2 separate regions of the Homo sapiens genome follow, and region 2 is linked to region 1. Evidence: chromatin contacts called from ENCODE Hi-C data. All regions are on one chromosome and are shown on one strand. The core of a region is the stretch at or near the end of the contact, and the rest is flanking DNA. Distances in the headings are between cores, read along the strand shown.

Region 1 (7,480 bases), core at 3,351-5,850:
GCTGGAACTCTCAGGGCTCATGGGTGTCTGCTGTGTCTGGCCACCCTGGTGGTCGAGGGGTGGCCAAGGGGTGGACCGAGGCTTCAGAAAGCCAGGCCTCCAGGCGTTGACCCGGCAGCTCTTGTTCCGGGCTTGGAAACATCTCGCCTCCTTGAGCCCTGGTTCCTCCCCTGCAGGACGGGGGCAGGAGGAGCGGCTCCCCCTTGTCACCACACTTCTGTGAGCTCATGTAATGAAATGTTGGCCTGGCGTGCACCTGCAGTTAGGTGTTTGAGCTGTGGTAGCTGCGGCCTACGGCAGCTCTTCTACCACATGATGGAGTCTGTGTGTTTGCAGGGGGCCGTGACAGTCACCTGGCTTGGTGCAGTGTGCAGGGCAAGCCCCGGTGTCAGAGCCTCCATTTTGCAGAGGGGGAGGGTGGGAAGGACGTCACATGCAGGCGATTGGGGCTCCCAGCTTCCTGGTGGCCCCACGCCTTTGGTCACGCCCTTTCCGTGACTCCGCTTCTTTCCACGGGGACTCTGCCAGGACTGGGGCTTGACTCCCGCCCTCCCACCCTCCTAGCCTCTGCCCCAGGCAGCAGATGGGTGGTCTGCTCACGATGCCCCGGGGGGAATGGCCGTACAGGGGCACAGGTCAGCTTACCGAGTGTCTCCGGCCTTGTGGCTGGAAAGCAGCTCTCAGGACTCTCCGGGGCCCCTTGGCATCTTTCTAGGTGGGTGGCCCTGAGCCCACCTCCTCCCTGTACCCCCATGGCAGGAGCTCCTTTTTGGGAACCAGTGGAGCGAGCGTGGCTGGACAGGCCTGGCCCCAGAGCTGCGCGATTTCCATCACGGCTCTCCTCTGGCTTCCTCCTTGGCGCTGGCTGGGCCAAGCCCTCCTGACTTCTGGGTCCCTGGGATGGGTGGGTGACTCCGTCCATGAGGCTACCTGAATTCTCGCTTACCCTAGCCATCTTTAGGCTGGGGGATGTGGGTGCTTCCTGGTAAAATCAGATGCCCTGTAGCTCTCCTAAAAGGGCCAGCCTCAGATTTGCGGTCCCTGGTCCTGGCCCCTGGGTTCAGGACTTCATTTTGGCCGTGCGGGTTGCACCTTGGGGATGGGCGTCCCTTGAGGTTTGTGCCAGTCGTGGGAGTGGAGGAGTAGCGGCTGCGTTGGGAACCCGTCCCTGGGCAGGCACTCTGGGATGGGGCTCCGAGTCCCACAGTCACTGGCCGGTCATTGCCAGCCCCTCAGCCCTCTAGGGACAGACCCTGCCTGCTCGTCCCTGTTAGGGGCCAGTTCTGCAGGTGGTTACTTGGCTTCTTCTTAAAAAAAAAAAACCCATCCTGCCCTGGGAAACCCGGGAATCATGGGGAAGCGGGAAATGACAGTAGGGAATTGACATTTCCTGAGCCAGCGTCTGGGGCATCGGACCAAGTGCAGGGCGAGCTGGGCAGGGAGGGGTGCAGCCGGCTCTGCCGTCAGCCTAAAGCCATGAGCGACCTGGGCGCTCTTCTCCCTGTAGCACTGGGGCACACACAGGGTGGTGAAGGGGGCATGACACAACCAGGAGGCTGGGTCACAGAGGACCAGGGGTCTGTCAAGAGTTTGGCCTGCACCTCCCAGCTGCCTGGCCCAGGTGTGCCCCTCCTGTCCACATCTGCCTCTAAGCTGTGAAGAATTTGGGAGTGGATGCTGCTCTGGGGCTGTTTCCTCTTCTGAACCATGGTGGTTCAGGCAGCCTGGTCCCAGGTTAAGTGTGCCCCTTAGCGCCTGGGGCATCCCTGGACAGTGGCCGCCATGGGCATCTGGCAGCCCTGCCAGCGTGGTGGGTGATCATAGCAACGGCTGCAAGACTCGGGGAAGGTGGTGCGTGCATATCTGGTTGAATGTAGCTGGGCCTGGTGTGAGGCCTGTGGCCGCAGCTCCCATGGTGGGCTTCTCAGGGGAGTAGGCATGACAGGGTGGGGTTCCTGCAAAAACCCTAGCCCTCATGCCCCAGTTAGTGAGTGTCTTCACCTCTCAGCTCTGTCTTGAATGCTTCCTGGGTGCAGGCACTGACTGCTCATGGGGAGCCCCCTCCTGAGCACCCTCTTCCTCCTGTGTGTGCTTCCCACTTCCCTCACTGTGGCTGGGCTGCAGCTGTACCTGCCACCACTGGGTCTAACCCCAGCGCCCCTGGGCTGTATGAGTGGGCTGTGCAAGGGTGGCCATCAGCCTCGGCACCACTTCCTATTCTTCCTTCTGCCGCTGGCCAGTCCTCAACTTGCTCAGTATGGCCAAGAGGACCCAAAACACCATCCCCTTGCTATTTATGACAAAACTTGTCAACCTCTCTGTCTAGGCTTCAGCCTGCCATCTGCACAGTGGAGCAGGGCAAGGGGTTGCTCAGCTGGTAGTGATGGTGACGGTGGTGGTGGTGGTGATGATGATGTAATGATGGTGTTGATGATGTTGGTGATGGTGGTGATCATGGTGGTGATGATGACTGATGATGTGTGATGTTAATGGTGAGTGATGGTGATCATAGTGATGGTGGTGGTGATGACGGTGGTGATGATGACGGTGATGTTGATGGCAGTGACAGTGCAGATGTGTCATTGCACGCTCGCTGGATGCCTTCACAGACATTGCTTTAAGCTGAGTTTTATAATCAAGAGTGGTTTTCCTGCCGAGGCCCTTTGGGTGTTGATGGAGCCTGTCTCCATGAAGGGCCACTGCCTGTGCCCTGGGAGTTTGAGGTCAGTCAAGACTGAAGGGTGTTTGGTTGGTGTCTCCTGACTGAGGCTTGGAGAAGGTCAAGGTGTGTGGGTCACTCTTCCTCATTCTCATGCCCTGGCAGCTCGCGGAGGTCTCTGGGGGAGGCCCGGGCAGGGTCTCATAGGTCTGGGTTGCAGATCTACCCCTGCCTTTGGATCCCCTGCGGACTGAGCTGCCTGGCCAGCTGCACTTGCACGCTACGTGCCTCAGGGGCCAGAGGCCTCAGGCAGCACCCCTGGTCCCCTCATCTTGACATCACGCCCCCTCACTACCCTGCGTCTCCCAGTCTCCCCTTGTGCCAGCCCCTGATCTTGCACTGGGGAAACTGGACAAGGTCCCCACCATGGGGGCCTCTTGGGCTGGGAGGGCAGAGGTGTGAGAGGCAATGTCAGGGGGCCCCATGGAGCTCAAGGAGGGAGAGGCCAGTGTTTGGCTCCTCCTGGGTGAGCGGATAGGGAGTCAAGACCCTGCTTTCTCTGCATTTGTGCAGGGGTGGTGATAATAAAAGTGGGTTTGGCATTCAGAGTCCTTGAGGGTCTCTTGGTCACGTGGAACCTGGGGGACCAAACTCACAGAGGCAGAGGCCGGACAGGAGTCCAGAGCCTGACCGACCTGGCCTGGCTGGGCTCTGTCCTGAGGCTGGGACACCGTGGGCTCTCAGGGAAGCATCAGTCCCCTCTCAGTCCTGGCAGGAGCCTGTCTGTGCTGGCTCTGCAACCCCGGTCACTCCGAACTCCCACATGTCCATGGGGCTGGCAGGACTGTGGCGTTGTGTCTGGTGCAGACCCAGATTTCTGTCCCTCCCTTGGCGGAGTCCCGCCTGGCCTCACCGTGGCTTCCTGTGTCCACCGCTGCTTCCTTCTCACCCTTTCCCTCCTGGCCCACTGGCCGGCCATGGGGGGCTGATCATGGAAGGGCCCGTCTCACTGGGCCCTTGGGGCATCTCTGCATGTGTCACGGAAGGTTGGGTAGGGCAGGGCTAGGGAGCAGGCTGGTCAGGGCTCTGTGTGGGGCCGGCAGTCCTTAGGGCCACTTCCTGGGGGTTTTGTGAGCAGTTGCGGGCTGCAGTGAAGGAGATGGACACCTTGGTGTGCCAGGCCCCATCCTCCTTTCTCCTCCAGAGTCTGGGTGGTTCTGGGGCACCCCTGGCTCAGAGCAGGGGCCTGAGTGTCCATGTTCCCGCAGGTGGGTGACTTCATAGGCCTGGCCGAGGTGGGGGGCTGGACCTCCCCATGGGGCCCCTTGGCATTGCCTTCAGGGAGCTCCATCATCCGACCCTGCTTTGGGGCCCTCAGGCTCCTGTGGAGGCAGGCCTGGGTCTCTCCTAACTATTCAGGAGGGCCAATCTGGCCTGTCCTCAGATGGGGCTGAGATTTAGGGCCAGGGTGTTGGTTGGGGAAAGGGCAGGGTAACCTCAGAAGAGCTGAAATTCCAGCCTGGGCCACCTGAGCTGTAAGCTGACACTTGGCCTGGAGGCCGCTAGCGGGCCATGCTCCTGGGGCTGGAGGTGACAGGCCCGAGTCTTTGCCTGCCCCTGCGGGGAGGCGGGAAACAGATGTGCAGCAGGTACGGAGAGCCCACCCCGCCGAGGGCCCGTAGGGCCCATCTTCAACAACCTCTGCTGTTGGCATGCCCATTTTACAGAAGGGGAGACTGAGGCTCATCTAGGCTAAGGGGTTGCCTAGGGTCTCTCCGTCAGGGAGTGGTGGGTCTTGTGGGCCCAAGGGTGAGCAGAAGCCCATTCTCACCATGGCCGGCATCTCCTGGGTTGGGCATGGCTGCCCGCCCCACCCTAGTTCCTCAGGGCCCCTCACCCTCTGGGGCTTGTGGCCACTTCCTTCCTCTTCCTCCTACACTAACCACCTTCAGCTTCCCCCAAACCTTGACGCGCCGTGGTCCCTGCCACGTCCTCATCCCTGTCCCCGCCAGCGCTGCCCTTCTCCCTCCCCTGGGAGGCCAGGGGAAGCAGTACTTCCGGAGGTGGGGGCTGGAGGTGGGTGATCCAGGAAGCTCTGAGGGCCTGCTAGCTGCTTGCAACGGGGTTTCAGTTCCGGGCGGGGGGGTCCCCAGGCAGGTGGCATAGGGTTGCAGGGACGTTGCAGGGACCGGGAGCAGGCAGGCTCAGGACCAGCTCTCATCTGGGTGCTGGTTTACCCAGTGGGCTTCCTCATCGCAGGCCGAGCTCCTCCCTCCTCCCGGGCACCCTGCCTTTCCTTTGCACCATCCTGGATTCCCCACCGTGGAGCCCACGGGACCCTACCCCAAGCTCCCCCATTTAGAACGCCGTCCTTCCCTCCGCTGGGCTTCCTGGGGCGCCAGATTGGATGGTCCGGGTGTCCTCTGTTTTTCATCTAGACAGGTGACCTGATCACTCGGCCCCAGCCTGTGGCCTGCTCAGACCCTGCCGCGATTGGCCCTGCAGATTCCAAAGGGATGTGGGGATTTTGAGTTCCCCTCTCCAAGGGCCGGAGGTTCCCTGGCTGCCCAGGAGGGGGCTGGAGTCCTGAGGGCTCACCCCCGCCCCCACCACAGTCAGACTGGCATTTCCTGCCACCTTCTCTGCCTCCCCCGCCTGCCAGGCAGAGGCCGGAAGGGAGTTGGTGGGGGTTCCCCAGGCTTCCTGCTCTGGGGTCCAGGGAGCAGAAGCATCCTGGCACTGGTGAGCGTTCTGGAGGGAACTGTGCAGCTCAGGAACTTTGGTCAACAGGGTGTCCCTTCCCTCTTCCAGCAGACCCTCTGGGGTGTGAGTGTCCCTGGGGTCCTGAGTGGTGCCTGCATACACCTGGGGTGGCAATTCACCGTCTCGCGGAGCAGCCTGTGCCGTCACTGGGCAGCAGTCAGGACAAGAACATTCCTTACTTCAATGTTACTAAACCTGCCGCTTAGCCCCCGACACTCAGGATCTGCCATCTGGGGGCCCAGGGAGCTGCTCTGTGCCTGCCCTGGGTGCTGGCATTCCGGGGCATTCATCTCTGGTACAAGGCTTTTGCTCCCGGCCTCCAGGTATCTGCACTTTAGAGTCAGTTTTGTGCCAAGGGAGTGATCACTCCACCACTTCTTCTGTGCAGTCTTCCTGGATAGAAATCTAGTAGCTGTGAGAGGCGCCTTGGGGCTACTGGGCACTGCCCCTGCCGGGATCAGGGCCTGCTTTCTGCTCTTCCGTTTAGCCCTGGAGGTCCCTGAGTTCTTCCTGAGCTCCTCCTCGCCTGGGGTTCGGAGTCACACTGATTGCCTGTGGTCCCTAAGTGGGCACGGTGGGTGTAAGGGGTGTGAGGGTCTGGGATTGTGGGGCCCTGTATGGCTCAGGTTCTGAGGTTCCCAGATCCCGCCATTCAGTTTTGCCACTCAGGCCCCTCTGCCGCTCCCTTGTGTGGGGAGGGCTGTGTGTCTGCTGGCTCCCGGGTTGGGTCTGAGTGTCTGAGGCTGTCCCTGTGGTTTGGGGGTGAACCTGGAGGGCCACGGAAGTCAGTGAAGACCAGCTGGTAACAAGTGCCCCTGCAAGTCCAAAGTAGGATTTTTTTATTTTTTATTTTTTTTTTGAGGCAGAGTTTCGCTTTTGTCACCCAGGCTGGAGTGCGATGGCGCGATCTCTGCTTACTGCAACCTCCGCCTCCCAGGTTCAAGCGATTCTCCTGTCTCAGCCTCCCAAGTAGCTGGAATTACAGGCGTGCACCACCATGCCCAGCTAATTTTTGTATTTTTGGTAGAGATGGGGTTTTGCCATGTTGGCCAGGCTGGTCTTGAATTCCTGACCTCAGGTGATCCACCCACCTCAGCCTCCCAAAGTTGTGGGATTACAGGTGTGAGCCACCCTGCCCGGCCCCAAAGTAGGATGTTTTAAGAATAACGCCTATGGTAGCCACCACTTAATCAGGGGTGGGGACGGATAAATGACCTGGAAGAGACAGAGCCCACACACGGGGCCCTTTGCTGTGAGTAGAGGATGTCGAGGCATTTTTTGCCTCTTCTTTTTTAATGTCCTCTTCCTGGCCAAAAAGCATCTCTCTCTAGAGGATTCCAGAAAACACACCCAGCCTATTGTCACCCAGGCTCTGGGAAGGTGTCTGCTATGGACGGAGTCTGTGTAAACAGGAAGGGCTGGGAGCAGGGCCCAGGGGCAGCTGGCTTAAATAATTCAGCTCCTGAGGTGCCCTGGAAGGCTGTCCCAGAAACCCTCCAGTCCCCTCCTCCAACTCAGTGTCCCCCTGACTCCCCAGTCTTCCCAGATTACATCTGGAGCAGGGGGTGGGTGGAGAAGCTGAAAGAATCCAGGAGTGTCTTCTCCCATGGCCTTAAAATTCCCATCTTCTTCCCAGAGGCCAGGAAGAAAGGTGGGCGGCCTTCCCAGGGGTGCCTAGGGCCTCAGATCAGGCCATTCCAAGGCCCGGCTTCTGAATGCAGTGCTGAGGTTTGGGCTCCCTGCATGGCCCGGCCTCCTCCCAGGTGCTCCCAGGGCTACCTGGTGGAGATGGCTGCAAAGCCAATTTGTGCACAGTCATGCTTTCTTGTCCCTTCTGCCTTGAAGTCAGCACAGTGTTTCCCTGGATTGGCTTGGATAAGGAGGGCCCAGCCCTGGTCCAGGCTCAGTCTGTGTGGATTTGGGGCTGAGCAGAACTTGCTGCTGAGTACGCGTGCCTGTCTGCATTTCACAGATGAGGAAACTGAGGCTTGGTAAAGGAAGAAGCTGGCTCAGGTTTCCTCCGGCAGGGGTCAGCTGAAGGTGGGTGAGGTGGGGCTG
Region 2 (7,480 bases), core at 3,196-5,695, 530 kb after region 1:
ACAGGAGAATTGCTTGAACCCAGGAGGCGGAGGTTGCAGTGAGCCAAGATCGAGCCACTGTACTCCAGCCTGGACGACAGAGTGAGATTCCATCTCAAAAAATATATAATATATATATTTAGCAGGGTGTGGTGGTACATGCCTGTAGTCCCAGCTACTCAGGAGGCTGAGGTGGGAGAATTGCTTGAACCCGGGAGGTGGAGGTTGCAGTGAGCCGAGATTGCACCACTGCACTCCAGCCTGGGCAACAGAGTGAAACTCTGTCTAAATAAATAAACAAATAAATAAATAAATAAATAAAATTTATATAAAGGCAAGAGGCTGATAGCCATGCTATTCTTGAGCAAGAAAAAACAAGGGTGAGTTGCTTGAAGTGACACCAGCAGTCATTATCAAGCGATAGTGATGGAGACAGTGTGGGGCTGGCTTAGGCGTACACAGCAAACCTAGGGAAGTGAGTAGGGAGTGCAGAAGCAAATCCAGGCACATACGGACCCTAGATTTATGACATGGTGGCTCTAAAGAGCAATAGTGAAAGAATAAACTTTCAATGAGTGGCACAAACTACTGGAGAGTCATATGGAAAAACAAGAAGTTACACTTGACTTTTATCAGATGAAAAAAAAATCCACATCAGGAGAAGGGTAGACCCAAATGTGAGAGGGAAAACAGCAGTTTTAGATCATATTATAAGATCTCCAATAGCCTTGCAGTTATTTTAAATAAGATGGAAAACCACAAACCATAAAGGACAAGTGGAAAAATTGATCATGAAAATAGTATTATTTCTTTTTCAAAATACACCACCGTGGGAGGGAAAAGACGAGCCAGGGTGAGGGAAGAGAGGTTTCAACACACAGAAGTGACAAAAGGCTTGTATCCAGAATAAAGGGTTTCTGTAAATCAACGATGTTGTAGAAAGTGGGAAAGTGACTTCAACAAACGCTTATAAAAGATAATATTTAATAGATGATGGAAGTATGAAAACATGCTCAACTTCATAACTAATCCAAGAAATGAAAACTTAAATCTCATGAGATGACTGCAGACACTAAAATTTTTCTAAACAGCCAACTCTGCAAGGTTTTGGTGAAGAAGTGTCAGAAACCTTGGTACAAGCACTTCGGAAAACTGGCAGTATTCCCAACAATTCCCTACGACCAGCATATTCCATAACCAGCGATGTTCAGCTCAGTTCTACTCAACAGAGAGGTGTGCCCAGCTGGAAAGAAGACACGTGTGAAAATGTCCAGCCCCACGCCGGAAACAACCCAAACGTCCATCCGCAGCAGAATGGGGCCGTCAGCTGAGGTTCGTTCATACTGGAGCATCCTGTAGACCCATAAAATGATCGGATTCCAGCTTCACGCAAAAGCTTTGTTGAAATCCGCAAGCACACGGAGCATCCAGGGCGCCAGCACTAAGGCATGCGAACTGTTCATTTGCATCTGTACAGAGTTTGAAAGTGGGCAAAACTGAACAGCAGTGTGAAGGAATGCATGCTCGGTGGCAACGTGGAGAAAAAGGCCCAGACCATGCCAGTGAGATGACCGCTCCCTTAGCAGGGGCCAGTGAGACGACCGCTCCCTTAGGAGGGGGAGCCCTTAGGCCTGGAAGGGGCACGGGGGGCTGGAGATGGGTTTTGGCTTCATTGGGTGATGCAGGTTTAGTTTATGCACTCTGGTGAATGGGTGTTAAATTTCACTTAAAAGAGCAAGCTTAAATAAACTATTTAAGTAAAATAAATAGAACACATAAGGGTCACCATCGTCCTGTATTGCTCCCACCACAAGCTATAGCCCAGCTGTCTCTGGGAGGTTTGGGGATGTTGAATGCCTGCTGGTTCACTTCCCTGTTGCAGCTCAGGCTTCTGGGAGGTTGAGCAACCCCTAGCCTGGCTGTTGCTTCACGTGCTGGGTCTGCAGCCTGAGATGAGCCTTGGAAGGATACAGAGGGAGAGGCCAGCCAGTGAGGCTGGTCAGAGTGGGGCTGGTCAGAGTGGACAGAGGGAATTCCTTCCCCCTGGACCATGCCCACCCCCGAGGGGTTCTGACCCCATGGGTCAGCAAGGCAGAAACTCTCACACTGTAAAATGCAACAGTTTATTATGAAGAGAAGAAGTGTGGCTGCAACCAAAAGAAAATATAATCTAGCAAAAAGCCTGGCTGCCCAAGCCCCAGGAAGGGTCCTTCTGGCAGATGACACAGGATCAGTCACAGGCTGCTGTGCGGATCATTGGGGATATGCCCTCACCGCACCCTGCCCCTCGAGATTACAACCAGGGCAGCCAGAGGGGTCCTGCTCCACTTCCTCCTGGAGTTAGTCATCCCCAGGACAGCCTCTGCGGCCTCCTCACCCCCAGGGTGTGCCATGTGGTACTTCCTCTCTGCTCTAGTGGACCTGGGGGTCCTTGCTGTTTCTGTTTTGTTTTTTTTTCCTGAGACAGAGTCTTGCTCTGTTGCCCAGGTTGGCGTGCAGTGGCGTGATCTCGGCTCACTGAAGCCTCTACTTCCCGGGTTCAAGCGATTCTCCTGCCTTAGCCTCCTGAGTAGCTGGGATTATAGGCACCTGCCACCACTCCCAGCTAATTTTTTGCATTTTTAGTAGAGACGAGGTTTTGCCATGTTGGCCAGGCTGGTCTCAAACTCCTGGCCTCAGGTGATCTGCCTGCCTCAGCCTCCCAAAGTGCTGGGATTACGGGCTTGAGCCACTGTGCCCGGGTGTTCCTTGCTATTTCTGAAATCAAGAAACATCCTTATAACTGGTTTATGCTTGCCATAGGGGTGCCACACTGTGCTCACCTGTTGAAGCTCAGGTAATACAGCGACAATGCCACGGAATAAGAAGCCACCTGAGAGAGGGTGGGGCTCGCTGCACACCTGCTCTGGGTCCACACACCCCAGGAGCTGCATGCAGATGACTGCACAGAGGAGCCCTCCCAGGCACGTTAGTTCAGGACTCCACGTATGCGGGAGGAATGGCAGAGACTCAAATGACACTCTCCAAATATCCCCAACAACTGTGGACAGGACAAAGTTGAGTTCCCGGCTCACCACAGTGAGGGACAGTGCCAGCTCAGAGTGCTACAGCAGTGCCTCAGATCAGGAAGGGAAGGAAAGGGAAGGTCCAGCTTCTTGAGAGCTCCAAGTCTGGTTTAGGGTGGATCTTCCAGAGGGCTGGGTCAGGGGATTTCGATGTAATAGTTTTGGGTGGGTGCACACAGTACAGCCAGTACCTTGAGATGAAGAGGGTTCAAGAGTCCTGGAGCATACACTCTGGATTCCTGTTGAAGAGTCAACGGGAAGAGTCTCTTGGTTGCAGAGATTAGTCCCACCATCAAGGACTTGAAAGACATAGGGGTGGTGTTTCCCACCACATCCCTGTTCAACTCTCCCATTTGGCCTGTACAGAAGACAAATGGATCTTGGAGAATGACAGTGGATGATCGTAAGCTTAACCAAATGGTGACTCCAATTGCAGCTGCTGTACCAGATGTGGTTTCACTGCTTGAACAAATTAACACATCTCCTGGTACCTGGTATGCAGCCATTGATTTGGCAAATGCCTTTTTCTGCATTCCTGTCCATAAGGCCTACCAGAAGCAATTTGCCTTTAGCCTGCAAGGCCAGCAATATACCCTCACTGTCCTATCTCGGGGGTATATCAACTCTTCACCTTCGTGTCATAATCGTGTTTGCAGAGGTCTTCATCGTTTTTCCCTTCCACAAGGTATCACACTGGTCCATTACGTTGATGAGATTATGCTGATTGGATCCAGTGAGCAAGAAGTAGCAAACGCACTGGACTTATTGGTGAGACATTTGTGTGCTAGGGGGTAGGAAATAAATCTGAGTAAAATTCAGGGAACTTTTCCCTCGGTAAAATGTTTAGGGGTCCAGTGACGCAGGGCCTGTCGAAATATTCCTTCTAAGGTGAAGGATAAGTTGCTGCATTTGGCACCTCGTACAGCGAAGAAAGAGGCACAACGCCTCGTGGGCCTATTTGGATTTCGGAGGCAACACATTCCTCATTTGGACATGTTACTCCAGCCCATTTATTGAGTGAACAGAAAGGCTGCTAGTTTTGACCTACATCCTGAACAGGATAAGGCTCTGCAACAGGTCCAGGCTGCTGTGAAAGCTGTTCTGCCACTTGGGCCATATGACCCAGCAGATCCAATGGAGCTTGAGGTGTCAGTGGCAGATAGGGATGCTGTTTGGAGCCTCTGGCAGGCCCCTATAGGTGAATCACAGTGGAGTTCTCTAGGATTTTTGAGCAAGGCCCTGCCATCTTCTGCAGATAACTACTCTCCTTGGGAAAGACAGCTCTTGACCTGTTACAGGGCTTTAATGGAAACTGAAAGTTTGACTATGGGTCATCAAGCCACCATGTGACCTGAACTGCATGTCATGAACTGGGTGCTTTTTGACCCATCTAGCCATAAAGTGGGTCACGTACAGCAGCATTCCATCACCAAATATCTACGTGATTGGGCTTGATCAAGTACTGAAGGCACATGTCAGTTATATGAGGAAGTGGCTCAAATGCCCATGGTCTCCACTCCTGCCACCCTCCCTTTTCTCCCCCATCCTGCACCGATGGCCTCATGGGGAGTTCCCTATGATCAGTTGACAGACAAAGAGAAGACCAGGTTCACAGATGGTTCTGCATGATATGCAGGCACCTCCCGAAAGTGGACAGCTGCCGCACTACATCCCCTTTCTAGTACATCCCTGAAGGACAGCGGTGAAGGAAAATCTTCCCAGTGGGCAACTTCGAGCAGTGCACCTGGTTGTGCCCTTTGCATGGAAGGAGTAATGACCAGATGTGTGATTGTATACTGACTCATGGGCTGTAGCCAATGGTTTGGCTGGATGGTCAGGGACTTGGAAGAAGCATGATTGGAAAATTGGTGACAAAGAAATCTGGGGAAGAGGTATGTGGATGGACCTCTCTGAGTGGTCAAAAACTGTGAAGGTATTTGTATCCCATGTGAGTGCTCACCAATGGGTGATCTCAGCAGAGGAGGATTTTAATAATCAAGTGGATAGGATGACCTCTTCTGTGGACACCTCTCAGCCTCTTTCCCTAGCCACCCCTGTCATAGCCCAGTGGGCCCATGAACAAAGTGGCCATTATGGCAGGGATGGAGGTTACACATGGGCTGAGCAACATGAACTTCCACTCACCAAGGCTGATCTGGATATGGCCACTGCCGAGTACCCAGTTTGCCAGCAGCAGAGACTAACACTGAACCCTTGATACGGCACCATTTCCCAGGGTGATCAGCTAGCTACTTGATGGCAGATTGATTATATTGGACCTCTTCCATCATGGAAAGGGCAACCATTTGTCCTCGCTAGAATAGACACTTCAGATATGGGTTTGCCTATCCTGTACGCAGTGCTCTGCCAACACTACCATCCATAGACTCACGAAATGCCTTATCCACCATCATGGTATTCCACACAGCATTGCCTCTGACCAAGGCACTCACTTTACAGCTAAAGAAGTGTGGCAGTGGGCTCCTGCTCATGGAATTCACTGGTCTTACCATGTTCCCCATTGTCCTGAAGTAGTTGGATTGATAGAATGGTGAAATGGGCCAGGCGCGGTGGCTCACGCCTGTAATCTCAGCACTTTGGGAGGCCAAGGTGAGCGGATCGCCTGAGGTCAGGAGTTGGAGACCAGCCTGACCAATATGATGAAACCCTGTCTCTACTAAGAATACAAAAATTAGCCGGGCATGGTGGCATGCACCTGTAATCCCAGCTACTCAGGAGGCTGAGACAGGAGAATCGCTTGAACCCGGGAAGTAGAGATTGTGGTTAGCCAAGATTGCACCATTGCACTCCAGTCTGAGCAACAAGAGCAAAACTCCGTCTCAAAAAAAAAAAAAAAAAAAAAAAAGAATGGTGAAATGGCCTTTCGGAATCACAATTACAACGCCAGCTAGGTGACAATACTTTGCAAGCCTGGGGCAAAGTTCTCCAGGAGGCTGTGTATGCTCTGAACCTGCATCAAATATATGATACTATTTTCCCCATAGCCAGGATTCATGGCTCCAGGAATCAAGCAGTGGAAGTGGAAGTGGCACCACTCACCATCACCCCTAGTGACCCACTAGCAAAATGTTTGCTTTCTGTTCCCGCAACATTATGTTCTGCTGGCCTAGAGGTCTTAGTTCCAGAGGGAGGAACGCTGCCACCAGGAGACACCACAATGATTCCATTAAACTGGAAGTTAAGATTGCCATCTGGACACTTTGGGACAGGACCTCCTCCTGCCTCTAAGTCAACAGCCTAAGAAGGGAGTTACAGTGTTGGCTGGGGTGATTGACCCAGACCATCGAGATAAAGTCAGTCTACTGCTCCACAGCGGAGGTAAGGAAGAGTATGCATGGAGTACAGATTTCTTAGGGTGTCTCCTCTGTGATTAAGGTCAATGGGACCTCCTGCCCTGTAATTAAGGTCAATGGGAAACTACAACAGCCCAGTCCAGGCAGGACTCCAGTTGGCCCAGACCCTTCAGGAATGAAGGATTGAGTCACTCCACCAGGTAAAAAACCATAACCCAGGCCAGGTGCGGTGGCTCATGCCTGTAATCCCAGCACTTTGGGAGGCCGAGGTGGGTGGATCACCTGAGGTCAGGAGTTCGAGACTAGCCTGACCAACATGGCAAAACCCTGATTCTACTAAATACGAAAAATTAGCCAGGCATGGTGGCGCATGCCTGTAATCCCAGCTACTTAGGAGGTTGAGGCAGGACAATGGCTTGAACCTGGGAGGTGGAGATTGCAGTGAGCCGAGATCACACCATTGCACTGCAGCCTGGGCAACAAGAGTGAAACTCCGTCTCAAAAATAAATAAATAAAAAATAAGAACCACAACCCGCTGAGGTGCCTGCTGAAGGCAAAGGGAATACAGAACAGGTAGTAGAAGAAGGTAGTCATCAGTACCAGCTACAACCACGTGACTAGGTGCAGAAATGAGGACTGTAATTGTCATGAGTATTTCCTCCTTATTTTATTAGGAATATGTTTGTGCATGTATACCCTTGTACTAAGAAAATATCTTCACTTTATTTCTTCTTTTTCCTTCTACCATGTGACATAAGATTTATTGACTTCATATCAACATTTAAGTGTTGTTAACTTTATATAATATCATTTAGGTTAAGGATTAGTGTGCTTCCAGTTGTACGAAGGACAGCTATATTATGTTAGGTGTAATTATGACTTTATTATTGTCTTTATTTGAAAATTACATATGATACCAGGAGAATGTGTATGGGTTCAAGTTGACAGGGGGTGGACTTGTGATGATTAATACTGAGTGTCAACTTGATTAGATTGAAGGATGCAAAGTATTGTTCCTGGGTGTTTCTGTGACGGAGTTGGTAGAGGAGAGTAACGTTTGAGTCAGTGGACAGGGAGAGGCAGATTCACCCCCAATCTGGATGGACACCATCTAATCAGCT

What was found. Hi-C counts contacts between places; a loop is a spot of excess contacts on that map. Pooled maps may share reads with other maps.
Region 2: a loop to region 1 is called in a map with no recorded cell type, with 6 times the contacts of the local background. The contact joins two enhancer-like sites. A Hi-C loop is called at or near these places in 15 of 37 single-sample maps with no recorded cell type and 5 of 50 pooled maps.

What each region holds. Positions count from the first base shown.
Region 1 is chr9:134,391,716-134,399,195 of GRCh38, forward strand. All of the region lies in intron 1 of RXRA (retinoid X receptor alpha), which reads left to right. Among named protein-coding and RNA genes, the nearest start is that of MIR4669, 16 kb to the left of the region's middle. RefSeq lists enhancers at 1-67, 108-317, 2,174-2,333, 4,641-4,820, 5,198-6,106 and a silencer at 1,268-1,562. Within about 2 kb of position 4,601, at least 17 of the 41 ENCODE cell types and tissues checked have a DNase peak (open chromatin) inside an H3K27ac peak, as active enhancers do.
Region 2 is chr9:134,920,711-134,928,190 of GRCh38, forward strand. No RefSeq gene overlaps it. Among named protein-coding and RNA genes, the nearest start is that of FCN1, 6.5 kb to the left of the region's middle. RefSeq lists an enhancer at 4,306-4,445. Within about 2 kb of position 4,446, at least 2 of the 41 ENCODE cell types and tissues checked have a DNase peak (open chromatin) inside an H3K27ac peak, as active enhancers do.